3 separate regions of the Homo sapiens genome follow, and regions 1 and 3 are each linked to region 2. The links are chromatin loops, found by intact Hi-C in ENCODE. Cell type or tissue: heart right ventricle. All regions are shown on one strand. Links, peaks and the distances in the headings refer to the core of each region. The heading gives the core; the rest is flanking DNA.

Region 1 (10,368 bases), core at 2,770-7,769, 150 kb before region 2:
ACAGAAGACAGTAAATCCTTTCCATAAAGAACCAGTTAATACATATTTTAGGATTTATCAGCAAAAATCCTACTCAACTCTGCTGTTGTAGTGTAAAAATAGCAATAGACAACATATTAATTAATGGGTATGGTTCAACAAAACTTTATTTACAAAAACAGCAAGTGTGCTGGATTTGGTCTGCAGACTGTAGTTTGCCAACCCCTGTGTTGGGATGATAGAAAGGGAGACAGAATGTTTTAAGAGATGGTTATGAAGTGAGTCAGAAGGTCTTTCTCAGGGATTGGATGTAAGGCATGAGAAAGAGAGGAGTCCATAATGACCCTAAAAGTTGGTTAACTTCCTAGGCTGTTATTAGAGGCCCGTAAAGCCTCCTTTTTGTGTGTAGTGGGCATTAGTCAATATTTTGGGTTGTTCATTACCTTAGAACACCTCTCCTAAGCTTCTAATTTTCCACCTATGAATCCACACCACCCTACAGAAGCAGCCAGACACGTGGTTTCCCAGTTTCTCTTGCAACATGATACCTGACTTAGATTCTACCAGTCAGATGCCCCCATGTGAGACTGACCCACAAGTTTGTGACACAATGTAGCAGATGTCATACAGACTCCACTCTGGCAGGTGGTATAAGAGAGGCCCCAGTACAGCAGTGACATTTCAGCTGTGGGCAATGCCCCAAGATGGAGGAGGGGAGGATGAGCTCCATGGTCATAAAGTTAGGAATCTGCAAGCTGACTCCCACCAGTCCATCTCAAGTACATTCCATGTTAATTTTTTATAGCATGCTATTGTTTTCTTTCCTGAAATTTATTGCAATTTGTAAATGCATCTTTTTATATATTCGATTACTAAATATCTCCCCCAATAAACTCTAAGGCTCATGAATATAAGGGCCATGTCAATTATAATCAGCATTTTATCCCTAGTATCCAGCAGGTTGCCTGACACACAGTGAGTGGTCAACTGATATTTATCAAATGAATGAATGGATAACTAAAAAATAAAGAATCAGTGCAAGAAAGCAGACATGGCTGACACCGATGGTTGGATTAGAGCAGGGCATCTGCTCCAGTACGGCCTGAATCAGGGAAGGAGGGACTGGGATTATGGTTGCCTAAAGACCCGGGAACTGCAGAGGAAAACACTGCACAGTGAATGGGGTACCAGAGGAGAGTGTTAGTCAAAGACACACCTGACTTGCCTACGTTTTGTGAAAGACCAGCCCTGCCTTTGACTTTGCTGACATTGAATTACACAAACCAATAGGGTTTGAAGCGGGAACTCAGGATGGAATTGTGGTTTGGAGATGTCCAACAGGGGCTGGTGCATCACCAACAAATCTCTAGGAGAGCTCAGAGCACTTGCTGTCAGAAGATGGTTTGTCTCTCAAATCATGGTGCAAATGAGTGGTAAAATTAAAATGTTAGTGAAACAACTTCCTGTAAGAGTGAGTGGTTTTGCAATCCTTAATGCTTATTCACATGGTAATACATTAAAGGTGAGATTTGTTCTCAACACTAAGACACTAGGTAACTAATCAAAACCCTAGTTCATTTCCACAAACCTATAGGCAATGTATTGGGCTGCACATTGCAGTTGATACAGGACTTTCTATTCAAATGGAACAGCTTATATAGCTCAAGACATTATGAGGTTGGAGTGTGAAAATAATGTCACAAACAGAAAAATACCATGAAAAATCGGGCAAGAGGCATTATGCCCCTATATCACATAAACTGCTGCTGCAAATTATAGCTTCCACTTCCTGCACAGGGACACATTAAAAAAAAATCATTTCCAGTGACAAATTGAACCAAGTTCATAGACAAAGAAATATAAACTCTTAGTTACTATCAGTTTGGATAAAAAGCAAGGAATGGAAGAGGAGTCTCTCAATGAGCCCACAGCTCAAGTTACTGGGGAACAATTTGGGGGATGTAACTGAGGCCCATAGATTAGAGGCAGTGTCACCAGAACAGAGCCACACACTGTGGGTTGTTCCTCCACCTGTTGGAGGATTGTGCACATATGTCTTCAGGGCAACATCTATGACCCACCATCTTGGTATCACAAGAACAGACCCCAGTAGCATAATCATATTCCTGTAAATTTACTTTTCTGTTTGCATTGACTTTCCAAGTATAGCTTTCCAATGAAAGGAAAGCTCCAGCAGGTATAGCTCCAGCAGGCCTGGGGGAAAAACAGTATTGAAGAAAAAGTGAAAATATCTCAGTGAAAACTGAAGAAATGTCATTTTAGAGTTTTGGAAGGGGATTCCAGGTAAAGCCAGGGCAAGGAGGAGCAGGCTTGGGAAGGTCAGGAATGCTTCCTGGAAAAGGATCAGTTGGAAGACTGTCCTTATCTAAAGGTCTGCACTGGGTCCTTTGGACTTTGGTGCCCCAGTAGGTCCCCTTATTCAGCCCCTGCAGCCATATCACTTCACCAGCCTTTCCTCACCTTCAAGGTAAAAAATCCCAGGTAACCTGGAATTTGTCATGCCTTAAAGAGTCTTGCAATACTAATTAGATGAAAATTCAGGGAGATGGAGACATTGGGAACCCTAGCTAAAAGCAATAGTGATGCAGGACTTGAGTGACTTGACAAGTCTGTAGGTAGGGGCCATGGTAAGTCATTTACCTTATATGCTTTTTTGGCCTACCACACAGTGTCTCGGTGCCTAGAGAATTGAGGAGCATATCATGCACTTGGTGCTCTAGCTCCAGGTCAAGAGAAGGCAACAGACTGACTCAAGAGAAAGTCCTCCACCTACATGAAGTCCTTGACTTGTTGGTTGCTTCCTCAAAGAATGTTCGCAATGACTCAGGTAGGTGTAACTTATGCAAACTCTACAGCTAATCCCCGAGAAATTTGTTTTCCTCTCAGCTACACCTCAGAGATCCTCCATATATTACTTATACAGAGGATTTCACTTCCCCTTTCCGTCCCCTTTCTTCTCCTACTCCCACTCTTAATTGGAGAGCAGAGCCTCAAAATAGACAGCACCGTCACCTCTAGCCATTGCTCTCTGTTATGGAACGAGCTCTTGACACACCCACATTTCTTATAGTAGTTCCACCTTTGAATCTAGGATCTTTGCTCTACCTACCTTTTCTGCATCCTGGGATTCTGGTATCCCTGATAATGAGTGAGTGGTTTCATGCCCCTCAGAATCTGGAAAATGACTCAACACCCCAGCTTTGGGTGTGGGAGGCAGTGGACCAGGACTGGGGATGTAGCTGAAATCCTATTATTGGTTCCACAGGCAGAAATCACCATCTCTCCATACTCTCAACATAGTCACATTGTTCGCATATTATAAAATGATAGAGTGCAACATGGTTAAATATATCACTGATTTGCCAATAATAGGTATTGGTGTATAAGTCTAACTGGCGGTACAGCCACCCGAGATATTGATTTTACTGTCTAATGGTTGAGAGAGATGTTATCTTGATTAATTAGGAGTCAAAAACAAATGCATCTTCTATTAGATCTCTTGTGGCACTCACCTGAAAAAAATTCTACATGTGTCCAGAAAATGTTGGAAACCTAAAAGGACAGAGTGAGGAGGGAGCAAACCACCTCTTCCGCCGTCTGTCCTGAGTGAAGATAATGTCTGTGAGTACCAGGCGAGCTTATCGACAGAAAAAAGGGCTCCCATATTTTTCTTCCTTTCAACTGCAGCCCTAAATTCAGAAATTAAGAGAAGAGAAAGCACCATCGAATATAGAATTTTAGCCAGATTTCAGTAAGGCAGCCTTTCTGTTCTTGTTTGGGTATAAAGAGTCACATCTCCTGACATCCCAACAACTGATATGCAATCAGGTACAGGATTTCCTCTACAAGAGGCAGTACAGAAGCATCTGGAAGATAATTTCCACAATCCCTGGGTATAGTGCTATTATTCTTAAAAATGAAAGGCATATGCATATCATCTTCATGATTGCTAAATTTGGGTCAAAGCATACTTTTACGGAAAATTCAAAGGAGTCTAGGAAAGAGAAATATTACTTGCATTCTAGAATAAAATTATTTCTTGACTTTACCATACTAACCCGCACAGCATGATAAGCTATACTATAACAAAATGCTATAATGAGAGCTGATATTCTTTTGGATTAGGGAGATAATTTCTGTAAAACAAGCTTCTTTGGGTTGTTGTTTTTCTATATATATTTTTTATGATCTAAGACTTTCTCCAGTTCTTCAGCTTGAATACTCCCTGTGTCAATGAAGCTGAAGGTGAATCTATCTGCTATTGTGGGCATCAAAAGAGGCTGAGTTGTGAGCATACCTGGAAAACATTCTGAACTACCTACACTAAAAATTAACTGCTGTGTCATTTATGAACTATCTGACATTAGGAAAACTATATGGCCTTTCTAAGCCTTAGCATTCTATTCACTGTCATTGATTTATTCGACAAATATTTATCAAAATGAGGAGAGTACAGTGATAAACAAAACGACTTGGTCCCTGTCCATGTTGGAGCTTACATTATAGTTGTGCTGTTCTAAATGGGATATTGTATGTAAAAGGGCTTTGCAATAGATGATATGTTTAGTAACTCCAAGATACCACTGATATTTTTATTGCAATTGCTAGATGATTTCTGTCTTAGGGCTATGGTAAAGCCATCATTGTAATGTTTATTCAGAAGTCTAAGCTACAGATTTGAAAGACTGTTTGCCAAGTTCACGTTTTAAAAATAGACATTTTCCCAGCTAGGAGAGAAGTTCTTACTTGCAGAGCTCAGATAAGAGGACAGTCACTTGGGTCAAGGTCACCTTGCTGAGGGCCCCAGGAGGCAGCCTTTTTCTGCAGCTTGACCGAGAATCTATATCTCTTGCCAAGAGTCAGGATGCTATTCTTTCCCTAAATGCTTTCCAATCTTCTTGCCATTTCTCAATTTCCACATTAGCCAGGTCAAATCAGACCAGATCTTGGCTTGAAGTTAATCCATCCATCCAGGTGACATATCCCCAGTTCCCATTTTGGGCCAGGCTGTGTGCCGTAAGTCAGAGGAGGCAGAGGGCTTCTCTGCCCTCCTGGGGCTCCCTGGTTTAGCTGAAAGTCCTCAGGGAAGTCCTAATTTCCTCCTGTTGTGCCAGTTGTGAGGGAGAAGCACAGAAATGAGCCCCTGGCTGCCTGGAAGGAGGTGGGGTGGGGACTTGCATAGTAATCTTCCCTCACCCACCTATTTCAGTGCTCTGCACACTTAGAGAAAAGAATGGCCTAAGAAAGCTGCCCTCAGCACCACACAATTTATAGGTAGAGAGTGGTTTAAAGCAACCAATTTTTAAAGCTTCATGTTAAATTTATGTGGGTTTTCCCAAGGAGTTTACCAGTTTACCAGTATAATATAATTAATATAATATAATATAATATAATATATATATATATATATATATATATATATATATATAGTGTGTGTGTGTGTGTGTGTGTGTGTGTGTGTGTGTGTGTGTGTGTGACATGTGCATGGTTTAGCTATTCAGTTATCCCCTTCCTCCTACTGGGGAAGGGACTTCATAAAGGGAGACTCCTTTTCTCTGACACACTGAAATGATTCACTGAAAATAAGAAGCACAAATTCCTCCTAAAAAGGCATCAGACACACTCCTGGGAGTTCTAATTGGCACCCCCAGCATTTATTCAAGTCTTCAGGACATCTTAGCCCTTTCAGTAAATGGATGGTGCCTGCAGCAAACACAGTAACCAGGGCTTTCCCGCCAATTCCTGTGGGATAGTTGTGTGTGGCCATGGTTAATGACAAGCAGCTTTTAATTCTTCTGTGTTTATTTTATTGGACATACTCAATCCTATCAACATAATTCCTCCATAGCATCACTTAGTTGAAACTGATTATTTCATGGAAGATGAAACTGAGGTCCAGAGACTGAAATAATGCCCAATATGATGAAGGAATTCAAAGGCCAATGATAGGCATTAATTCTGTGTCCATTGGAACCTCACTAGTTCTTCAAGACCCGATTCAAGCCCCTCCCTTCCAAGATACATTCTCTGAACCCTATTTTTTTCCCTTCATGGGGCTGCTCTTCCTCCTATCCTGTGCCTGGCTGGCTCCTTCCCATCATTCAGGTGTCATTCTCAATGACACTTTATCAGAGAAATTCTCTCTGATCACTCCATCTAAATTACGTCTCCCCCTAAATTTTCTCTGAGGGTACAAAAATGTTTTCTCCCATAATACTCTTTTTATTTTTTTTGCCTGTGTTTTGTTTATGTCTGACTCTCACAGTAGATTGAAAACACCCTGAAGGTAGGAACTAATGTCTACTTGATTCAACAAATTAAACCTGACACTTTGTCTGGTGCCTATTGCAGAGTGGGTGCTTCTGTTGAATGAATTAATACAAGCATCTCCCACCCATCATGTTGTTTCTCCCCATAGACCCTGAGAGTAGCACATTTTCTGCATCACATGATGCTTGGTGCATCACATATGGATTTATTGTTATATTTTAACATATTCATTTGTTACCTTTTCTGATAATAGTATTTACTAATGATTAATAGCTATATATTTGGTGTTTGCTATTTTTCAAGAACTGTGGTATCTTATACATATTAAAAGAATTTACCCTCAGAAAAACTATTTTAGAGATGAGGAAACAGATTCAGAGAGATTAAAAACATATCATGCTGAGCTTGCTAACATTTTAATGGCAGAAAAGTTGTTTTACACTTAGGGTAATCAATCGTCCCAATGTGACCAGGACTGTACTGGTGTTTACAATGAAGATCGCATCCCGTGTCCCATGAAATCCTTCCATCTTGAGAAAACTGAGATAGTTACTTATCCTAGCTATACTCCTTTGTAGAACAAGTTTCACTGTGTTATGCACTGGGGAAGAAATTTACATTTTTGGAGTATCAGCCATCTGCATGAAAATACACTTCGTTTCTCCATAACACTGTTTGGTGTTACGGAGAAAATATTAGATGGTGTCTAGGTATTTAGGATTATAAAGATAAAGCTCACATTTTACAGTTTTTCTTGTGTCGTTTTCCTTACACTAACATGAAAATCAGCTCTTGTGGGTTATGCTCATGCCCATGTCATTTTGCACACAGTGGCTGTCTCCCTCTCCCACATGCTGGGGTAGAGATTCCTGTACTGGAGTCTCTGGACAATGAGTAATCTGGAGGCACTGAATACTGCCCTAGGGTCCTGATTCAGTCAGTGTTTGATCAGAGAAGCACAACCACTAGGAGACTTTATAGACATAAAAATAAATATATACTGGCACTGAGGCCTGAAGTCCATAGCAGACAGCAAGGCAAGAAAGATGGATCCAAAGTAGGGGAAACAAGGACAAGCCAGGATCTCCAAGGCTGGGCTGGAACTCAGGAGAGCCAGCTGCAACCCATGTTGGTTTCTCACCTCCTACAGCCTTCCAACTTTGAGGAGAAGCTAGTCCCATTTGTCCTGTTGGCTCCCGGGCCAGGCATTGGAAAAGCTGAAGCAGAAGATTCGGCAGGAGTTGGGGGAGCCCTGAGCCTGCCTGCTGTCCTGTGCCAAGAAGAAGAGCCAGAAGATAACCATAATTACCCAGAAGCTGCTTCCACTCACCTACTGAGAGTAAAGCAATTGGGCCACACCTCTATTTCTGCCTTCTAGATCTCACATAAATGTCTCTTGGGTCTTACATCAAGTTGAAAGTATTCAGAGAAGGGTATTGTGGGAAATGCAGTTCCATTTAAACTAAGTGGCTACAATGCAAATCCACCACAGTCCACCTCTTGTTTATTCAGCATCCGTAAGCATCCCTTACAATCATAAATAAAAATAGTGAAATTATGTGAAGAATTCTGATGCACTAACACTGCCCTGGTGATCTCGCAATCTCAAAGACCAAGAGCGTTCTCAAAGCAAGCTGCATCCAATAACCTCACTGATCCAAAGCCACATTTTGCCCTTGTTCTCATCACTACACTTTGCAGCTGGATGGCAGATTTCTTCTTTATTCTGTGTTTTTATAATTTTTTCTAAATCGCTTCCTACCAAATATTGTGTGGGAGGCAGGATGAGGTTACTAAATTCATGTTACAGATTTGGATTTTGAGAGTTTGTGTCTTGCCCAAAGCTCAAGTAGGGAACTTGAATTCTGGCCTCCTGACTTTTATTCCAATTGGGTAACAGGCACAAGTGAGCCTTTCTTTTCTAAGGTGCCTTTATCATTTGAAAAAAAAAGATTTTGCTGACCTACATTGGAAAACACAAAACAGTGCAAAAAGGAAAAAAGAAATCTATGGTAGAGAATAAACTAAGTGCTATTTTTAAAGGAGAGTTGTTTCCTTTTGTTATGCTTTCCATCTTTTTTTTTTTTTTTTTTTTTTTTTGAGATGGAGTCTCACTGTGTTCCCCAGGCTGGAGTGCAGTGGCGCGATCTTCGCTCACTGCAACCTCCACCTCCGGGTTCAAGTGATTTTCCTGCCTCAGCCTGCCGAGTAGCTGGGACTACAGGCGCGTGCCACCACACCCGGCTAATTTTTTGTATTTTTAGTAAAGACAGGTTTCACCGTGTTAGCCAGGATGGTCTCGATCTCCTCACCTCATGATCTGCCTGCCTCGGCCTCCCAAAGTGCTGGTATTACAGGCATGAGCCACGCGCCTGGCCACTTTTCATCATTCTTGTACACATCTGTTTATGTGCATGCCTTGTCTTCCAAACTAGCCTGCAAGCTCCTTCAACAAGAGAATCGCATCATTTCTTCTTGTGTGCCTCTTTCTAGTGTCCCACATACAGGGATGCCTGCTTTACAAAGCCATGCTTGATGGCATGTCATGCCCACAAAATGATCTACTAAAGTTTCATGCAATGAAAGCCTTAAACACAGGAATCATTCGTATACTTCAATCACCAGGGGGCTCTTGGATAAAGCTGCATGGTGGACAGAGGAGCTCCCCACTTGGCCTCCCCAAAGTGGGCCCCTGCATCGAGCATCCCCCAAACGCCCCCAAGAGCAGCAGCTGTGCAAAGCACAGAAGGCATTTCCCCAGCCTTCTTATCATCACCTGAGTCAGGTCCGTGGACAGTTAAGAAGAGCTTGGCTAATTCCATCAGCTTGGCTCTCTCTGCCCTGTTCTGACTGACAGGCCGGGCCCCTGCTCATCCCTGAAAACTAGCATCGGGGAATGACATACAGTTTGATAACATAAGATGCTTAGGTTTTTTGGCTCAAGTGAGATGTTCAGAGCTAATAGCCCTGCGAGCTGAGTTTTAGCTGTGATCTGCACCTTGAGATATCCGTTATGTCTGGATCAGGAAAAAGGGAAAAGAATGAGAGCTTATTTCTAGAAAGGTTTCCGATGAGCAGCATTTGTCATTGAAGGGGAAGATGGGTATAATTAGCTTGTCAGTCTAGTTTGGGCTGAGCAGGCTGTCTCTGCTAAGAAAGATGGACTAACTGCCAGGGCCACTGACAGGCAGTCGATAGCGCAGCAATTAATGTCATAAATAATTCCAGAACCAATTACATCAAAATGGACTCAGAGCTTTAAAAAGGTACAGAATTCTCTTATTCTTCCTGCTAACAGCAAGAAACAGCTTTCATTTTTCTCTGTAATTACTTTTCATTGTATATAGCAATACAGCTGAGCTTTTCTGTCCATATTTAAGCCTTGTCTTTCTCCAAGCCTCTTCCCCCACCACCAGCCTCCCTCCTTCACCCCACAGGATAAGGCTGTTAAAGTTGTTCTTCCCTGCCAGAGCAGTGGGGTGAATGTATAATCTTTTAACTTGGCTGTTGCAGGAGAACTCCAGCTACACCTAAATGATTAAGAGCCAAGTTTTTGAAAATGTCATGGACAATGACAGCACAGTGCCCCAAACAATGGCATTTGGAAATGAAGACATTTGTGAAATAAATGGATTTGTCTTATTATTTTAAAGGTTGCTGTGACTTTGCTTACACTGAATTTATTGATTTTTCCCCCTTCTCCTTCTCCTTCCTCTTCTTGTTCTCCTCCTCCTTCTGTACAGTTGCAGGCATAGAAGCTGGGCCAACTATTCCCTCTACACTGCAACCACAATTCAGTACTGCCCATGTGTGCTAATGGGCATTTTTTTTTTTTCCAAAGGAGGATCAGTCTCTTAAACATAGCGTTTTACTAAAAAGCTATTCTCTTCAGCTGTCTCAACTCTTCAGCTAGTTCTCTGTGCATTACAGTACATATGTAGATAACACAAAGGCTATTATACCCATAATAGCAATGACATACCAGATACCACTGGTGCTAATAGTCTCTCTCTCTTTTCTTTTCTTTTTTTTTGTTACTCTAACCCATCAGTTGCCTCTGTGGCTTGTTTAGAGAAAGGAGGGGATTGTGGGAAAGCA
Region 2 (10,368 bases), core at 3,393-8,392:
TTCCATATTGCCCAACTGAAACTCCATACCCACTAAACAATAACTCCCCATTCCCCCTTCTCCCCAGCTCATGGAGCCCACCATTCTAACTTTATGTTTCTATGATTTTCACTACTTTAGTTAGCTCAAATGAGTGGAATCATACAGTATTTGTTTTGCAACTTGCTTATTTCACTTGGCATAATGTTCTCAAGGTTTATTCCTGTTGTAGATGAAGGAGCATTTTTGAACATTGTGGTTTGATTACGCACCCATATATTTGTATACAGATATCCCATGCTATCTGGATGACCACATGGTAAGGATATCCACTTGCTTTTAGGGTCCATTTTATGCTGTGTGTTTATGATAATTTCAGGATAATGAAAACATTATAGCATACCTGAGGACTGAAGGTTTTATAGTCACTTAAGCAGAAAATAATGCTGAGACAGTTGAGTTAGCCCCAGAATTTGGGAATGTTACTTAAGTGACAAAGGGACTTTACAGATAAGATTGAAGTCACAGACCTTGAGACAGAGATATTATCCTGGATTTATTCTAGTGGGCCTGATTTAATCATGTAATCTCCTTAAAAGTGGAGAATTGGGCAACAACAGTGAAACTTCATCTCAAAAAAAAAAAAATAGTGAAGAATCCTTCTTGGCTGAAGTCAGAAAGAGATACCTGACCAAATAAGGGTGAAAGACAGGCAAAGTAAGAGGGATTCAAGTCACCATTGCTGGCTTGGAAGGTGGAGGGGTGGGGCCATTAGCCAAGGAATGTGGGCAGCCTCTAGATGCTAAAAAGTCAAGGAAATTGATTTTCCCTAGAGCCTCCAGAAAAGATTGTAGACCTACTGACATCTTGATTTTACCTCAATGAGATCCATGTCAGATTTATGAATGACAGAACTGTAGAAGAATAAAGTTGGGTTGTTGTAACCTGCTAAATTTGTGGTGATTTGATACAGCAACCATATAAAACTAATACAATGTGTCAAAAACAAAAAACTGGCACCATGGCCCAAGATTCTGTATTCACATTTCAAAAAGATGTATTACCAAAACCCTATCTATATGGACCACTTGAAGAAGTACATTTTGGAGTTAATGTAGTCGTAAATATGTGATGAACTCTTCTGATCTGAATTCCACCAATAATGGATTTAGAGTAAACATTTATTCATCAAATATTTTAAAGTGCCTACTATGTGCCAGATATTGTGCCATGTATTGGGTACTCATAGGTACATGAATCTGCCTTGATGCCTGGGCTTAGTTTGCCGACATTTTCACAAAGGGAATGAAAAGTAAATAAGCAAATAAATAAGCCTATCAAAGCAGCATATTTTCCTGACCCTTCAAGGGCAGGAACTGGAGTTCATGGGTGCTGGCAGGGGCAAGCTTCACTTACTCACTGCTCCACCCCTTGTGGGAGGTGGAGCACAGATAAGCAAGTGCAGGAGCTGGTGTGAGTGCTTTTGGGCACTGGCAAGGGCATACTCTGTACCAGCCCCTCAGCAGCATCTAGGGGAGGGTGCTCGCAACACCCGAAGCCCAGAGGAAGTGTTACAGTGCCCTTTTAGCTTTGCTGTCTGCAGATGGCTTAAGTGTTAACAGCTCAGTGGAGGGTCAGTGTGACAGCTTTTTGCTCTGACACTCATGGCATCCAAGTTCTTGGCCAGTCTCCAAGAGGAATGAAGTAACATGAACAAATTGAAGGTGGTGAATGAAGGTGATTTTATAACTGATGAAAGCGGCTCTTGGTGGGAAGGGGAAATGAAAAGAGGGCAGAGCGGGAAGGTAATCTTCCCCTGGAGTTTGGCCATTCCTGGCCAGACTCCTCTCAGAAGTTATGCCATCAAGCTGTCCCTCTGAATTCAAGCCACTTCTCTCTGACATCAAACCATAGTTTCCAATGTCCAGCTGCTTCTACTCTCTCCACTGGCTGAGCCTGGGGCTTTTATGGGCACAGGATGGGGGGTGGGGCAGAGTGGGGTCATGGGTGGTTTTGGAAAAGGCAACATTTGAGTGTAAAAACAAGGATGCAAGTTCTCACTTTGGACGGTGGTATTAGGCCTTTTGGCTTGAGGGTGGGATCCTGGCCAGGGACCCTCCTTCATCTGCCCAGAATTTCCCTGTCTCCTGTCCCTATCACTATGGTTATAATTTGTGACACATGCTATAAAGGAAATGAATACCATGTGATAGAGAATAATGAACTGGGATCAGGAATAATGTCATTAGAAAGGCTTGTGAAGGCCTCTCTGAGGACATAGCTTTTACACAGACATCTGAAGGAAGAGAAAAACCCAGCCATGTGGAATGAACATTCCACAGAGAGAAGGATCATGGATCATGGGCAAAGGCTGCAAGGCCTGCAAATTCTTGACTACCTGGGAAGGAAATTAATGCAAGCCAGCATGGCTGGGGTAGTGTATGAGGGGGGATGGCTTCAGACAGGTTGGAGAGGTGGTACATTGCCTTCAATGCTAGGCCCTGGAGCTGATCAGAGTTTAGTTTGGTCAGCAGAGATAGGATAATATTTATATTTTTAAAGTTTCTGTAAACTTCTTTAAGGAGAAAAATTGGGAGCATGAGAGTGGAGGGGGAGAGTAGTTAGGAGGCTTGGCAGAAACCCAGAGAAATGGTTGCCACCTTTGGTGTCAAGGTAGGTAAGAAAAAGACAGAGTCAAAAAATACTTGTCAAGATTTGCTCAGTTCAAGGATTAGAATAAAGAGGTTGAAATCAGGAATGGCCTCCAAATTTCTGACTTGAGCAACTTTGTGATTTAGAGAACAATTTCATGCAGGGGCTAATAATGTAATGATGACATTTAATTAAAATTGGCATTCCAGGACTGCTCACTAATTGAGTGCTGATAAAGAATGAGGTCTGATTATTCTGAATTAGCAAACAAAGTCTTAAAAGTATTCATAGCATTCTGAAAAGCTTACTATGCATGCACAGAGACTTCCTCTGCATTATTATTACTAGAGTCAAAATACAGAAGCAAATTCACTGTAGAACTAGATCTGAGTCTAAATCTTTATGTAATTAACGACAACTTCTATGATTTTGTTTAAACAAAAGCATGATTCGTCACATTGAATTAACACTGTAAACTTCAATTTTACTTGCTTCCTAGTTTTGTCTTAATTTTCAAATTATTTTGCCTTATAGCTGAGTAGTTTTCCAATTGTTTTTACACCCAAAAGCTATATGCATAAAGATTTCATTCCTAGTTTTACCTCATACATTTATAGAAAATTGTATTTAACACATATATAACACCTATAACATACCAGGAACATTTTTTAGTGCCTTGCAAATATTAACACATTTAATTTTCATAACAATACTATGAATATAAGTATTGTTATTATCCCCATTTTACAGATGAGAAGACAGAGGCAAAGAGAGGTTTAATGATTTAACCAATGTCTTAGAACTAGTAAGTGGCAGATATGACATTCAAACCCAGGCAGTGTGGCTCCTGAGTCTATGCTCTTAAGTAATGTCAATAATTTAAGCCAACATGGGGAAGATCTGTGAATTTTTTTGTGGGGGGCTATTACTCAAGTTCGAGAAACCCTGTCATAGCCCATTTGATCCTTTAGCAGAGCCTAGGGAAGATTCAGTCTAAAATTCCTCTTTTTAGCCAGGAGAAAACATATACCTTAAGGAGAGGAAGTGAGTAGTTTTGGGAATTATCCATTTGTTGATTTGTAATGTTATTCCAGTTATTTCAACTATTTGATCTTCCTATCTAGATTGTGAAGAGACAGGTTTCATGCCTCTTTTATCCTCCAGGGACCCTCGGACAGCACTGCACACAGAGTAAAGACCTACAAAATTCACCATGGCTCAAATAGGCTCAAGTGAGATTTAGAACAGTTAGGGGTCTAACTGGCTGAGGATGTCTGGGACACATTTCTCTCCTCCCAAGTAGCACACTAGGTTCTTACTGTGAGATAGCACTGGCCTACACAGGCCACTGGGTTGACCTTAAATATCTACCCTTATAAAATGCCCTGCCACTTCCTCATGTTTTCCCTTCCATTTTCTCAGTCTTCTCCTGGAAAATTCCTACTATGACAGCAAGACCCAGGGCAAATACTGTCTCCCTTTTGATATTTTCTTTGACCCTGTCAAGCTGACTTGCTGATTTTGCTTCTGTACCCTCACTCTACCCAGTCAGTGGCTGCCTCTATTGCTGCACTTCTTATGCTGCAGTATAATTAACTTTATTTCTGTCTCAAGGACTGCCTTTTGCCCCATTTAGTTTGTAGCCCTAGCACCTAATGTTATGGGCTGAACTGTGTCCATCTGAAATTCATATGTTAAAGTCCTAATCCCAGTACTTCAGAATAGAACTGTATTTGAAGATAAGGTCTTCAAAGAGGTATTCAAGTTAAACTAAAGCCAAGAAGAAGAGATATCCAAGATATGCGCGTACAGAGAAAAGACGGCCATCATCATGGCCATCAACAAGCCAAGGAGAGGAGCCTCAGAAGAAATCAAACCCAAAGATACCTTGATGGTGGACTTTCAGCCTCCAGAACTGGGAGAAAATACCTGTCTGTTGTTTAAGCCACGCAGTCTGTAATATTTTGTTATGGTAGCCTTAGCAAACTAATACTTCCGGTTTTCACATATAGTTGGTGTTAAAGTTATAGATAGAAATCTATTTATAATTTTATTTATATGTATGTTTGTATTTTAAAATAAAAGTGACTAGTCCAAGGTCTCAGAGCAAGTTGGTGAAAGGCTGTGATTACAATAACAACCCCCTACTTATTGAGACCTCAATCCTGCTCTCTACCCTAAATTTCTGTAATTCAGCCTTCTTTATATTAAAACCATCCAAGAAGTACAATGTGTTGCCTTTGATATTGTAAACCGCACCACATAACCAAATTCTTACACTTTGGGAAGAGATATTGATTGCTTTAATTATATTAGGATCAACTGAAGTAAAGAATAATACAACTAAAGTAATGTGTGTGTATGTGCGCGCATGTGTGAGCATGCACATGCGTGTGTGTTTATGCATACACACAGTGACATGGTTCTTTTTGGAACCATAATCTCATTTATATTTTTAGTATATCCCCCAAATAAATACCTGTGCAACTGTAGATAGGAGGTGAGGAACTATACAGTGATTCTTTAGCGACAGAATTAGAGATGGAAAAATAGCAAAAACAGACACCTGGGTTCCCAGCTGGAGGCTACAGCTAGGACAACCATATACCTGAGACTGGACTCATGAGGCAGACATGCAGAGAAGTTTGTCAAGTATTATTGTGGAGCCCTCAATGTGCTGGTAGGAATCTCTAAGTGCCCATACATAGGTTCTTTGCTGCCCTTTCTCAGACTTCAAATGCATTCTGAGTCCCACTCTGCAAACAGTGGAGGCTCCGTGTTTGTTGAATGGATGAATGAATCAAAGAGGCTGATTTAACTGGGAACACACTTCAATGTTGATCATAGAAAAGGGAGGTGGGTTCCCATACTAGCTCACAGTGGAGAAAGCAATTCAATTACCAACACTAACAGACAATAAACTCAGGCTAAAACATGGCAATTTTATGAGACACTTGGCTGCAGCAACTTCGCCTTTCTTTTCTTGGTTTCTCCTTTCCCTTTCCACCCCCTATTGACTAATTGTAAGCAGCACAGCGTGGCATCCGGGCTTTTTATTTTTTCTCGTATATCCTCATCACTGTGTGGGCAATGGGAGGCCTAAGTTGGCTGTTTAGTCATTTGTGTTTCTTTTTTCCTTCTCATACAGTTGAATAACTCATGGTCTAAAGGCTGAGGAATTTGGCATATGCAAACACCACATGCACAATGAATGGGAACCTTATTTGTTTCGAACTGGGAAATAGAGTTAAGAGAGGTTTACAGCACTGAAAGAAAGGGCCAGAATTTTGTCCTGACTCCCTGGTGGTGGAGTAGGTCAGGGAATAAACGTAACCTTGAGATTTCTGGGTCCCTGAAAACAGGGAAAGGTATTCAGACCAGGGGATTAGCGAGTCTGTTAGTTAACACATGAAAATGCCCTCACAATTTTCCCGGTAGGAGGTTGTAGAACGGGTAAGGAAGAGGGATTATAAGGAGGAAAAAGAACCATGAGGAAGAAAGGATGATGATTTCTGAAAGCAGAAAGAGAGGAGAAAGTCAGACACACTTTGGAACCTGTTTCTTGGATGACTGCATATAGGATGGGGCTTTGATCTATATTTAGTCCCCAAAGCTCAGAGCTGCACAACAACCTTTGTGGATGCCAGAGAGACTCATGTTGGACATCAGAACAAGGGCAAGAGAGGACGGTGGGAGAGAAGAATTACAGAAGAGGAATGAGGGCGCACGAGGAGGGGTGCAGTGGGGGAAGGGGAGCGCTCTCTTCCCCTCCTTTGTGAATACACAGACAAGTCCATCAAAGCTGTGGCAGGCTGCAGTGATGAGAAAGATACATAATATGATAAAGCTTGGTAGCAGGCATGTGTGATTGAACAGACCAATGAAGAGATAACATTTGAAAGCTTTACTGCTTGGAAAGCTGTTAGCAAGCTGGTGTCCCCTTCATCATGTTTAATTTTACTTTTACTACCCTTCATTTGCTTTGACGGGTTGATGTTGCCATGGTGCGGTTGGAATTCTCATAAAAGTGCTGTTACCCTTTCAAGATGACCATTTTTTTCTAGGGTTTATACCACATTTTATAGTTATGTCAGAAGGTTTACTTGGTTTATGAATTCTCCAAGCTCTAAGATTGCTGTCAAAAAACTCCATGTTGCCTTCGGTTTTGCCATTTAATTTGTGACCTTTTAACAGCAGTTGCATTATTGGGTGATGTCCCCACATAATTAGAAATGCATCTTTGGGTTCATGAAAGTAAACAAAGGGCACACAGAGAAACCGAGCTTCCTTTTCCTAGGTTACAAGCCCCTGAATACATGTGACTGTCTATATGCATTTGAATACTGTATTTTATGCAGATAATGGTAATAAATAAAATAACTATGATCAACTATGAAATCTAATGATTAATATATAAGGTGATGACTCTTTTATTTTCTCTCTAACAATTCAAGTCTGGTAAATTGTAAAACACTCTTTATTAAATCCCTACTGAAAATGTCCAGGATATAGATTCTGAATAGCATTTAAATAAGCCTTCAATTTCATCAATTATTACAATCTGTTCACTGAATGAGACATTTAATTAATCGCCATATCTATGTCTAAGAATTCTTAAGAAACCAGAGGATCTCAATATACCATGTACCACCACATTTGGGAGGTAGCCTCTGCAACCAATGTGGAATGTAATTGCAAGATAACGTGGTGAGATCTGTTATAGCACATAATTTCCATGGACTGAAATGTGCTTTTGCATTCAGATTTGAGTGAGACATCAGAGGAGTATTATGAATTCTATTTTTCATTCCAAAGTGTATCTTTCAGGTTTATCCTAGTCAATAAATATTTAGTTCAATCTTCTACATTGCCTTGCAAGATCTGGAATGTGGAAGCCATTTGGGGAAGTGAAGAGCTACCTGGGTATTAGTTTCCTATTGGTGCTCTAAAAAATTGCCACAAACTTAGTGGATTAATGCAAATGTATTATTTTACATGCCTGGAGGTCAGACGTTCAAAATGGGCCTGACTGGGGGAAAATCAGAAGGGTTGCATTCCTTCGGAGGCTCTACAGGATATTGTTCCCTCACCTTTTCCAGCTTCCATAAGTAGCCTGCAATCACCCGTTTTCCCATAGTCACAATTTCCTCCGGCCTCCAGCTTCTTCTTTTCACTTTTAAGGGCCCCTATGATTACACTGGGTCCATGCAGATAATCCAAGAAAATCTCTCTTTTAAGATCGGTTGATTAGCAACCTTAATCTCATCTGCAGAGTTAATTCATCTTTGCCATGTAAAATAACATATTTACTGCTCCCCAGGATTAGGATGAAGATATCTTTGGGGTCCCTTATTCTGTCTATCACACCGTCCACTGGAAGTAGCAGGCATATTGGAAGATGACTTAGGGCAATATGGAGAAGGCTTTCACATTAAATTAGAGTTGGACTAAATGACCAGAGGTTAATTTTCCAGCTTAGAGGTTATGACACTTTAACATTGTACAAGGAACTGAATTTCTCTGATTTTAGCTTCCTCACTGGTAAAATGGGCATGGTAACATTTTACTACCAATAAGCAAGAGTTTTAAAGCTGCAGACAATTTAATTATATATATATATACCTAAAGTGCTTACTTAACCTTTTTGCAACTATTTTACATTTTAATTGCTTTGAATTTTGCTATTAAAAATAACACTGGAGTATACATCCCTGTATATCTCTGGTTGTTTTCCTATGATAATTTCCAACTTGTAGCTGTACTAGGTCCAACAGTGTGAATGTCTTTAAGGACCTTGTACTTTTCAAAAAGGCAGCATAGGCGTGAGTGTATGTCCTGGAAGAAGCACAAGATAGGGCAGATGAGTCTGTTTCTATTCAGTTCCACTCGGTTCCTGAGACCTGTCATAAAATGTTTAAAGATACACATTTTTATACATCATGGCCACTAAATGCAAAAGAAATACATTTTATGGTGTTCAACCAAAGAAAGTTCAAAAAGAACCCTGTTGGAGTTATATTTTTAAAATGCTCTAAAATATCAGGATTCAGTATGACATACAAAGTTCCCTGTGATATTTATTGTGTAGTAATTTTTGACACACAGCTCCCTGTTACAAACTGACCCTATTGTTTCAGCCCCAAAGCTTCTTAAGCTGATAAGCAAGGACAGCAAAGTCTCAGCATAAAAAGCCAATGTGCAAAAATCACTAGCATTTGTATGCACAAACAACGCTCAAGCAGAGAGCCAAATCATGAACAAACTCCCATTCACAATGGCCACAGAGATAATAAAATGCCTAGGAATACAGCTAACTAGGGAGGTAAAGATCTCTACAAGGAGAACTACAAAGCATTGCTCAAAGAAATCAGAGATGACACAAGCAAATGGAAAAACATTCCATGCTCATGGATAGGAAGAATCAGTATCATTAAAATGGCCGTAATGCCCAAAGCAATTTATAGATTCAGTGCTATTCCTGTTAAACTACCACTGACTTTCTTCACAGAACTAGAAAAAACTATTTTAAAATTCATATGGAACCAAAAAAGAGTCTGAATAGCCAAGACAATCCTAAGCAAAAAGAACAAAGCTGGAGGCATCATGCTACCCAACTTAAAACTATACTACAGCACTACAGTAACCAAAACAGCATGGTACTGGTACAAAAACAGACATGTAGACCAATGGAATAGAACAGAAAACCCAGAAATAAGACTGAACACCTACAACTATCTGATTGTCAACAAACCTGAAAAAAACAAACAATGGGGAAAGGATTCCCTATTCAATAAATGGTGCTGAGACAACTTGCTAGCCATATGCAGAAGATTGAAAGTAGATCCCTTCCTTACACCATATACAAAAATTAACTCAAGATGGATTAAAGACTTTAATGTAAAACCCAAAACTATAAAAACCCTGGAAGACAACCTAGGGAATACCATTCAGAAAAGGAAATTTACATCCAAAACAGAAAAGTAACTTGCCCAGGTTGCCACAAGGATTTATTGGTAAATTTAAAACAGTTGTGTATGTGTAGGTCACATCAACAGCAACTAAACTGTAAGAGTTACCCTTGTAAATTATGTGAGAAATAATGCAGCATTCTAGGCTTAACTACTATAAAAGAAAAGATTCTATTTCCAAGTAGTATCTGTGATGATCACACATGTGTAGGTCATATTGGAAGTGGGAGGAGGGCACCTGTAACTGAAGAGGGTATTTTTCCTAGAATGTTAATATTGCTGTAAAAATTGGGCAGGAGGCTAATCTAATTAATTAGATCTTGGCCTCTATCATTTGGGGATGGTCACATCTTGGAACAGTATTTGTTCTTGTGGTACATGCCTTCTAAGACAACTTTCAATAATCCCTACCTCCTGGTGTTCACATCCTTGTGTAATCTGCTCCCCTCGAGTGCCATTGGCTGACTGAACTAGTAACTTACTTCAAATCACGAGCATATATAAGGTGACGTGATGTCAATTCTATGATTAGGTTATGAAAGATTGCAAGCAAGACTCTCTGTCTTGTTGGTCTTGATGAAAGAAGCTGCTGTGTTAAAGAGGCCACATGGCAAGGAAATGAGGGTGGCCTCCAGCCAGCAGCCAGCAAGAATCTGAGGCCCTTAGTGCAACTGGACCCCAGGCACTAAAGTTTGAGAACAACAGCTGCATGAGCTGGGAAGCAAATCTTACTTCAGTTGAACCTTGATGGCAGCCTTGTGAGAGACCC
Region 3 (10,368 bases), core at 3,587-8,586, 210 kb before region 2:
TAGAACAGTGTGGAGAAAAAGAAAACTAAGCAATTTTAGTTGGAAGTTTGTAGACATTCATTATGCAGAGTGTTCCAAAATCTTACTGACATTTTACGCTTTCATGACTCTACCTTCAAATGCTACAAAATTACAAAAATATCATTTGATCATATAATTATTTACACTGCTCTTCCACTTACTTTGTGGTTTTTGGAAAGTAAATTTTTAATGTTAATTTCTTGCGTGCCCTGGTTTCTGAATGACATTTTCTCAGAGGATGAGCCAGTGAAGGAAGACCCGTTGCTGTGCCTAGGTCACCTGGTCTGTGTCTACTCAACTTTTCTGCATGGGGTCATGTCCAAAGTTTCTGTCATGTGTTCACTGAAACCTCATTCTTTTTTTTTTTTTTTTTTTTGAGATGGACTCTCTCTGTCGCCCAAGATGGAGTGCAGTGGTGCAGTCTCAACTCACTGCAACTTCCACCTCCTGAGTTCAAGCAATTCTCCTGCCTCAGCCTCCTGAGTAGCTGGGATTACAGATGAGCACCATCACACCTGGCTAATTTTTGTATTTTTAGTAGAGACGGGGTTTCACCATATTGGCCAGGCTGGTCTCGAACTCCTGACCTCAAGTGATCCACCCACCTCAGTCCCCAAAGTGCTGGGATTACAGGCATGAGCCACTGTGCGTGGCTGAAACTTCATTCTTTGGAGGGTCTTGAGGCCAGGATTGTACATGCAATTATTCTTATAATTGAGCAGCAGCTGAGGAAAGTTTTAATGAAGTTTGAAAATCAACTAGAGTGATGTGTAGCAGAAGGCCACGCTTATGTTGAATTTTAATAAGAAACATATCAATATTTTAAAATATAAGAAGTTAACTTTTCAAATATATTTGATGTAAGTTAGTAGCACTTAGACTTTGAAATGATTAAGGTTTAAAAGTGCACCTAGACTGTTGGGGCTTCCTGAATAATCTGGATACTAAATCTCCACTTTAATGTGTGAGCAAATATTTTCTGCATGACTGTGGTTTACCTTTTAAGGTTATTTATTGTCTTTTGGGGGATATTTACAATTTTGATGTGATCAAATTTTTAAATTTTTATCATACATGTATGAGGAAGGTGCAGGGACTGATGTCTTTGGAAATTCTTCAGTATATTGAAATCATAAAGTTATTTTATATTTTCTTCTAAGAGCTGTGAAATTCTTTTCCTGCATACTTAGGTGTTTGATCCACCTGGAACTTACTTATGGTGTGATGTGGGGATAGAAGTAAACTTCTTGACTACATAATAGTCTGTTGTTCTACTAATCTTTTCTCTCCTTTTCAATGCAATTTCTGTCATTGTCAAGTTTATGTATATATGTGGAATGATTTCTGGCCTCTCTGTTATACTCAATTTGCATAATTTTTTTCTTGTGCCAATATTACCCTATTCTAATTGCTATAACCGTATAATTTTCTTCCTCCCTCTCCCCTCTCTTCTTCATTTCCTGCTTCCTTCCTTCCATTTTTAGTTGGTATATAGGTCTTCTTCTGACTGAATCATAAGAATTCTTTCTATATTCTTAATGTAAGTCTTTGTCAGATGTATGTATTGCAAATATTCCCTCCTGATTGGAGGTCTGTCTTTTTAATTTCTTAACAGAGTCTTTCAAAGAGCAGAGATTCTTCTCCCATTCTAGAAATTTCTCTTGTTTAAAAAAAGTTCTAATTTTGAAATAATTTCAGGTTTACAAAAATGTTGCCAAAAATAGTGCAAAGTTTCTTTATACCTTTAATCCAACTTCCCAAAATATTAACATCTTAAACCTGAAACAATTATCAAAATTAGAAAATTAATATTGAATAATATTCTTAATCTATAGAACTTACTCAAATATATTGACTGGCCTACTAGTGCTTTTTTGCTAATCCATGATCCAGCAGTTTATCAGAAGTTCACTAATTTTTCTTATCTTTTCTGAGAACCAGGTTTTCATTTCACTCATTTTTTCTCTCTTGTGTTTTTACTATTTTATTAATTTCAGTTCTTATTTTGTATTTCCTCCCTTTCACTTGCTTTGAGTAACTTTTCCTAGTTTGCTAGTAGAACTTTAAAAATTCATTACTATACTGTCTTCTAATATAAGCATTTAAAGCAATAAATTTCTTTCTAAATATTGCTTTAGCTTTCTCTAACGCATTTTGATATATAATAATTTCTATGTTATTCTGTTGAAAATATTTAATAATATCCTTTGCGATGTCTACTTTGATATATGGATTATTTAGAAGTGTCTTGCTTAATTTCCAAACATTTGAGAGCTGTCCAGATTTGAGAGGGAGGGGTGCGGTATTTATTTCCTATTAAATTAGTGTTTGTGTGGTGAGAGAATGTACTCTGTATGATTTTGATCTTTCTAGATGTGTGAGTTTAGCTTACAATTTAGCTTGATGAATGTTTAATGTGCCCTGGAAAAGCATGTGTATACTGTCATTGTTGGGTATATTGTCCTATAAGTGTCAACTAACAAAAGTTGGTTTTTACTTTTGTTCAAGTTTTTGTATGTCCTTATTGACTCTATGTATACATTTTGATTAATTACTAAGAGATGTGTGTCAAAATTTCGGACTGTAGTTCTGAATTTTTTAATTTTTTCATTTAGTCTATAAGTTTCAGCTTTATGTATTTTTAGGCTTTGTTGTTAGATGCCACTTATACATTTAGTATTATTATATATTATTGATGCATTTGTCATTTTAAAATATGAAATGTCCTTCCATATTTCAAGTAATTTTTCCCATTCTGAAATCTACATGTTTATTAATATAACTCTTTTAGAGTTCATAGGATTTATTCTTTTCCATCCTTTTACCTTTAACCTATTTTCATATTTCTTTTCTTAATTTTTTTTTTATTAGAGTCAGAGTCTTGTTGTGTTGCCCGGGCTGGTCTTAAACTCCTGGGCCCAAGCAATCTGCCCACCTTGGCCTCTTAAAGTGCTGGGATTACAAGTGTGAGCCACTGCACCCAGCCCTATCTTCATATTTAATATTGTCTTCCTATTTATAGCATGTAGCTGCTTTTCCTTTAAAAAATTCGTCTGAACAATCTCTACCTTCAAATGGAGGGTTTAGACCATTTGCATGTAATAAAATTATTAACATTTGGGTTTAATTCCACCATCTAGCTGTTTGTGTTCTATTCATCCTGTCTGGTTCCTATTCTTATGTCTTATTTTTCTAGCTTCCTGTTGATTAATTTAGTTGTTTTAGTATTCCAGTTTACCTATTTTGGTATGTGTGGTTGCTCTAGGGTTTACAATATGCACTTTTAACATATCACATCAATATCTTTAATTAAAATCCACTTCCCATGCATTGTACTGCTGTACAACAAGGATGCTTCCATTTTCCCTAACATCCTCTATGCTATTACTGTCCTCTATTTCATTTCTACATGCTTATAAAATGCATAATATATGTTTATTATTTAAACTGCTAAGTATCTGCTAACTAAATTTTTAAAATAAGGAAAAAGGTTTACACACACACACACACACACACACACACACACACATTTTTCTAGTTCCCATAGTTACCATTTCCAATATTCATTTCTTTGTGTAAATCTGAGTTTTCATTTTGGAAGCATTGTTCTTTAGCATGAAAATTTTCCTTTAACATTTTTTAGGGTGGTTTTGCTTGTAATAAATTCTCTCAGCTTTTGCTTGCTTAGAAATTACCTTATTTCACCTTCACTTTTGAAGGATGTTTTCACTGGAGATAGAGTTTTAGGTTGACACTTTTTTCTTTTAAGCACATTAAATATGTCATTTCACTATGTTCTGTCTTGCATCATTTCTGATTTGTGGTCATTCTAATCTCCTTTCACTGTTCAGAATGTGGCTATTCTTTTTCTGGCAGTATTTAAGATTTTCTCTTTATCCCTGGTTTTCAGCAATTCGATTATTGTGTGCCATGGTGTGGTTTCCTTTTGTTTATTCTGTTTGGGGTTTGTTGAGTTTCTCAAATCTGTTGGTTTATAGTTCTCATTAAATTTGGAAACTTTTAGCTGTGTTTTTCATTTTTATAAATTAGAATTTTTTTCTCAGATTTGCCTTTTTAAAAAATTTTCTTTCAACTTGATTTATTACCTGTTTACTTCTCCTGTTTATTGTGCCTGATGAATCTCATTATGTTGCTGTTACTGTTGCAATTTCTTCTCCCTCTTGTCCTCTTCCTATTCTTCTTTTTGAGAGTTGTTTTCCAAGACAGTATTTGATGCTCTATGCTATTGAGGTAGCTCTATTGGGCAACTTAAAATGTACTTTTCCTAAGACCCTGTAGGCATTACCAATACTAGACCAGCTATTATATTCATTTTCTGCTTATAAGTCCTTCCCTAGGAGTGGGGTAAAAATGTAAACTCCATATCTCCCACTGCATAGACTTGGGCTTCCAATGTCTTATAGATGAATCTTTTATCATATATTGCTCAGACTGGTTACTTGGATTCGAAGCTGCATCCTACCAGGCACAGAGTATTATTCAGGGGATCAGTTTCAGTTCATTGTGCTTAAGGGTGAGGATCCTAAAACTCCTCTCCTAGGCATTTATGCTTATATCCACATCTGATTTCCCTGCAGGCCACTTGCCTTGTATTTTTGGATCCCACTGTGACTCTGGGTTTCCTTTTTATTTTTGAATGGTGCAGATTTTCCTTTCTTACTTTGAAGCTCAAGTGTATGTGTGTGTGTGTGTGTGTTTAAATATGTAAAATATTTGCCGTCATAGGAGTTTACTTCAAAAACTATACTAACTGAAATTCTAATATGAATTCTTCATTCTTAAATATGAATGGGAAAACCAAGAATCACTAAATATTTGAAGGATAAAATATGACATGAGGTTAATTCTAAGGCAAAAAAAAGAGAAAAATAGTGATGCCAAAGGAAATAGAGATATTCAAGAAGAATAGAGGGGCAACACCTTTATTAATATCCTCTGAGACATGTGGGCTAACATTTCATCCACAAAGTAATAGGATACAATGAAAAGGGAAGAGTCAGAGAATAAGAATGAGATCTTGATGAGCAAAATATTATGGACAAAATGAAACAGTCTGTAGAAGAATTAGAAGTAACACATAAAGGAGACAAACATGAAAATATGAGAGACAAGGTAAGTGACAGAAGACCAATGCAGGAGCTCTAATAGTCAATTGATAGAAGTTACACAAAGAAAAGAAAGAAAATGAATGAAAGAAAATGTTCAAATAAATCATGGGACACAGTTTTGAAGAGCTGAAGGCCATCAAATATTCGACATGATAAATATAAATAAAAGGAAAAAATAATTGTGATTTTAGAACATTAAGGTAAATAACTGAAAGCTTTCTGAGAATGAAAAACTGATAAATCAGATAAATATAGTACCTCTGTAGGACTGACCTGTTATTGTGATGCCAGATGATGGTATAGAAATGCTTTCAAAGTTCTGATGAAAATGATTTCAACTTGAAATTCTATACTTTGGCAAAATATGAAATAAATGTGAGACGAAAGTAAATATATTTTCAGACATGAAAGAGTTAGAAATCTATTCCCCAGAATGATCCATCTTTTCTCATGCTCAGCAATAGAAAACAATTTTTACTGAGACACATCCCAGCTAGCTAAATATTATATTTTTCTGCCTCTCTTGCAGCTATGAGTGGCTACATAACCATGTTCTTGCCAATTATTTGTAGTGGATGTGTTGTGAGGGGGGCTTCTTGGAAATATCTTTAAAAGGAACTGATAGTCTCCTATTATTATTCTTTCTAATTTCCTGAAATGTAGACATGGTAACTGGGGCTCTGACATTCATTTTGGTCCATAGTTTCCATGAGAATGAAAGCCATAGGCAGAGAATAATTTTTTAAAAAGTTAAAAAAAACTACATTCCTATGACAATATGAATCCACCATATCAAGTTTGTACTGCCTACCTTCAAATTTCTTTTTGTGATAGAAAAAAATATATATATTTTATTTAAGTTACATTTATTTTTTATTCTTATAGGCAGCTGAACCTAATCCAAACTGACACAGAAAGCTATTTGAGGATATTTATTAATTACTGAGTAATTTTATTTTATTTTTGCATTCACCTGGCCAAATGACGATGGTCTGGGCAATAATCTGTAGTGGAAGTATGGAGACTTCCACTTCATACTTGTACAGAGGCTTCAAAGTACCAGTGGATTTAACCTAAGAGAGTTGTCAAAAGAAAAACCAGGAGGATTTCTGTGTAAAATCTTAAGGAAGATGATAAAAACATATTTCAAAAGTAAAATAAAAGCAACTGGAAACTCCAAGGGAAACATAAGGCACTTAAAAATGCTATCACTTTGTTCTAAAATTAGCAATAGTTACAAAATCAAACTCATTTAAGCAATAATAAGCATCCTTCAGAGGGGAAGCTTTCTTCCAAAAATTATCAGTGTTTGCTTCTCCTAGGAATTTTTATTCAAACTAAGACAATTACTTAAAAACTTCAATTTCTTCAGGATTTATTTAAGTGTTGCCCTCTTTACATGAATTTACCTGGTATGTGGTGAGTTCTTTGTAGGCTCACTCTTATTCACCTTAGGAAAGTTTCTTATTATACCTGTGATTGTCATATATATTCCAACAGTAATTTTATTTTATTTTATTTTAAATTCTGGGATACACGTGCAGCATGTGCAGGTTTGTTACAAAGGTAAACGTGTGCCATATTGGTTTGCTGCACCTATCAACCCATCACCTGGGTATTAAGCCTCACATGCATTAGCTATTTATCCTGATGCTCTCCCTCACCCCACTGCTCCAACAAGCCCCAGTGTGTGTTGTTCCCCTCCCTGTGTCAATGTGCTCACATTGTTCAGCTCCCACTTATAAGTGAGAACATTTGGTGTTTGGTTTTCTATTTCTGTGTTAGTTTGCTGAGAATACTTGCTTCTAGCTCCATCCATGTCCCTACAAAGGACCTGATCTCGTTCCTTTTTATGGCTGCATAGTATTCCATGGTGTATATGTACCACATTTTCTTTATCTAATCTATTGTTGATGGGCATTTGGGTGGATTCCATGTCTTTGCTATTGTGAATAATGTTGCAGCAAACATACGTGTGCATATATCCTTATAACAGAATGATTTATCTTCCTTTGGGTATATACCCAGTAATTAGATTGCTGGGTCAAATATAGTGTTTCTGGTTCTAAGTCTTTTAGGAATTGCCACACTGTCTTCCACAATGGTTGAACTAATTTACACTCCCACCAACAGTGTAAAAGCATTCCTCTTTCTCCACAGCCTTGCTAGCATCTGTTGTTTCTTGACTTTTTAAACAATCGCCATTCTGACTGGCATCAGATGATATCTCATTGTGGTTTTGATTTGCATTGCTCTAATGATCAGTGATATTGAGCTTTTTTTTGTTTGTTGGCCACATAAATGTCTTCTTTTCAGAAATGTCTGTTCATGTCCTTTGTCCACTTTTTAATGGGTTTGTTACATTCCACCAATTCTTCAGGAATACCAATTATAGCATCTTGCAAACCTCAATAATAACACTAATGGTCCTTTATTTTATTTGTTTACCTAATTTTTGTCTTTCTCATTAGACTGTGACTTGTTGATTGTATAAACAGTATTTTTTACTTCTGTATTCCCAGAACATAGTCCAGCATTAGGCATATCACAGGTACTCATGTTTATTAAATGAATTAATGTGACAAAACTTCATACAATACATACAAGAACCTGTTCCCCTTTTGCTGTTTCTTCAAGGAAGAAGAAAAAGAAAACAGTGAAAGAATTTGTGATTGAGGAGGAGAATACTGAACACACTGAACAGACTTAACCTTCTCCAAAGCACTTATGCAGTAGCACGCGTACCCTCAGAGCATGTCTCATGATATTCCAGGGCCTCTTTTCACAGATCACCTTGCAATCCCAGGTCACAAGGTGGGAGCTGCCAGCAGTCCTGGTATGAAACCACGGCACCAGCTTCCAGTCCTTCATTAAGTGAGGTGGCTTGTGATGGACTAGCCTAGGGTAATTGTGCCAAGCTACCGCTGCCCTGTCCCTGCCTTCCTGCCAAACAGACTCAGACATCAAGTGAGTAGTTTCACAAGCCTGCAAGGAATGGATATTTATAAAGACAAGTTATGTTGTGGTCATGTTCACATAGCATCACTGTCAGCTCAGCATGCAGGCAAACTAGAGCCATCTTCTCTGTGAACAACAAGCAGCTTTACTGAATGCAGAGCTCTAGGAAGGGAAACACATGAAATGAGGTATAGGGGAGTCCAACGAACTTGTCCATATGGAAGTCCACAACCTTTCTTCTTTTCACATGGGCCCTTTGCCAGAGGCATTTGACACGTGGTAGAAAGGTCATGTGACTTAATTAATAGACCTTGTTTCTGGTTCAGGTTCTGCTACTTACTGGCTTTGTGTCCTTGAACATGTCCTTCCCTATTTCTGGGCCTTAGTTTTCTCATTTGGAAAATTTCAACTTCATAGATTTGTTTTGAAGGTTATAAAAATATAATGAATGGAAGCATCTTTTATAAAAATTTTAAAAAATTGCTCTTTTTTAAACTGGGAAATGCCTCAGGGCTGTTCAGTCTATTGTGTTCAGCCTTTTTATGTAAAGAATTGTTAAAGAGAAATGTTACCAAATCAGGAAAAATTACTTGCATCGATAAACAGTATTAAAGAAAAACAACTTTGCTAATATTTAACATCTTTGTTTATTAATCCACTAGTCAAATACTATTGAGCATATCATCACCATCATCAAGAATATTTGAGAATCTACTATTCAATTGTTCAGTAAACATTTCTCAAGTGCTCAAGTGAAAGGCAGTAGTTGAGCCCTCATGAGTGAATTCATAAATCAAAAGGAGAAGAGAATCCACAGGAGGAATGAGGCTGGCATAATAATTCAAGGCTCTTCTGGATAAGGTTCTTATTAGTAATTTCTAAAATCAGAGATATCAGACCTGGACACCTATATGATACTTCAGCTTGTTCAACTCTTACCTAACACATGAATTCTGTCTCCACTACACTCATAACTAAGAACTTACATGTGGCAGGGAGGGGGATATTCTATTTCAATTAGACCTAATTGCTAAAAAAACACTCCCCTCTCTTCACCATTTGGTTCTCTTCCAGCTACACACAGTAAGGTAGCTTTCTCTGCCATGGGACCACCCCTTGGATATTTAAAGATGGCCATCGTGTCTCCTCCTCCTGTGCCTCCTTTCTCCAGGAGATAGAGCACTGTGCCTTGGATCACATGGTTCTGCCCCTCACCATGCCACTTTGTCTCTTTGGGCCTGCTCCAGTTTTTCCTGTGTCCTACTCAGGGTGTCACGTTCATCCTCATTTCAAAACTCTAGGAGTAGTTCCATGAAGGCAGAATAGGAAGGGATTCTAATTAATTGCCCCTGTTTAGAGTTCTCACTGGCATTCACATTTGTAAACCTAGAGATTACTGCCAAACTCAAATTTTCTTTACATATGATATGTCTCCCTTTATTTATAACTACACTCCCAGAAATTGTATATTTCTGAAATTTGACTTTTGGAACTAAGTTCACAACTTCTCAATTAAGTTTTACTCAATTTTATTTTAAGATGGTGGCATAAGCTCCTACCTCTAACAGAAGAAGTCATTTCCATTGTAGTTCAGTCCCTACTAGAATCATGGGGAGACTGATACAAGGGTCAATGCATAGTTTATAACTCATGCATTACCTCTGAGATCTTACCTGTGATTAACTTATAATCATTCCCCACAGTTCTATTTATGATGTCAATGTTCTCCAACTTAAGGATTTACCAGCAAGAATCTCCTGTTAAGATTTTGAATAACTCTTCCCTCTAGGAGTCAAAAAACAATTAAAAAAAGATATAGGAGCCAGATATTAACACAAATATCATCTTTATTGTTGATAAGTGCATGGTATGGCCCCAGTGGAACCTGTGCAGCCCATTTGCCAGTTGCATGGTGGGGGTGCTCTGCACTTTCGAGCTTACCCTACCTTTTGGCAATTAGAACAAAATGTAAAATTAAAACCCTGCAGGCAGGCAGGTGGGCAGCAGATAGCCCAGAGGGCCAGAGTGGCACATACTAAGGCCAGAGTCCTAATATCTCATATCAGATACACTCCTCCCTTAGGTTGGGCATACACAATTAGTTGCTGAGTCCTGTTACTGTGTTAGCTGCAGGAGAAGGCTGGCTTGTGTGGGTGCAGGCGCCTCTTCCAAGTCAACCTGCAAGTCCTCATTTACACACAGGTCCTGTGGCCATGCCCCTTTCTTCACGGCCTTGTAAGTTTTTATCAGAGGGGCAGAG

The links. Hi-C counts contacts between places; a loop is a spot of excess contacts. Peaks named below come from ENCODE experiments on the same cell type or tissue, not always from the same donor. Only the 100,000 strongest peaks of a DNase experiment are listed, where the experiment ranks them.
Region 1: a loop joins it to region 2, with 1.8 times the contacts of the local background. A loop is called at or near these places in 4 of 110 quality-filtered maps.
Region 3: it touches region 2 in a loop (3-fold over the local background); 5 of 110 quality-filtered maps call a loop at or near these places.

The regions. Positions count from the first base shown.
Region 1 is chr10:76,621,829-76,632,196 of GRCh38, forward strand. No RefSeq gene overlaps it. Among named protein-coding and RNA genes, the nearest start is that of KCNMA1-AS1, 260 kb to the right of the region's middle. RefSeq lists enhancers at 2,212-3,411, 9,004-10,289. In heart right ventricle, for the core only: no CTCF peak of the experiment used is centred there; a DNase peak (open chromatin) is centred at 4,811; H3K27ac peaks cover 1,392 bases.
Region 2 is chr10:76,773,624-76,783,991 of GRCh38, forward strand. No RefSeq gene overlaps it. Among named protein-coding and RNA genes, the nearest start is that of KCNMA1-AS1, 110 kb to the right of the region's middle. RefSeq lists an enhancer at 5,450-6,342. In heart right ventricle, for the core only: a CTCF peak has its summit at 5,642; no DNase peak of the experiment used is centred there.
Region 3 is chr10:76,568,366-76,578,733 of GRCh38, forward strand. No RefSeq gene overlaps it. Among named protein-coding and RNA genes, the nearest start is that of KCNMA1-AS1, 310 kb to the right of the region's middle. In heart right ventricle, for the core only: no CTCF peak of the experiment used is centred there; no DNase peak of the experiment used is centred there; H3K27ac peaks cover 1,033 bases.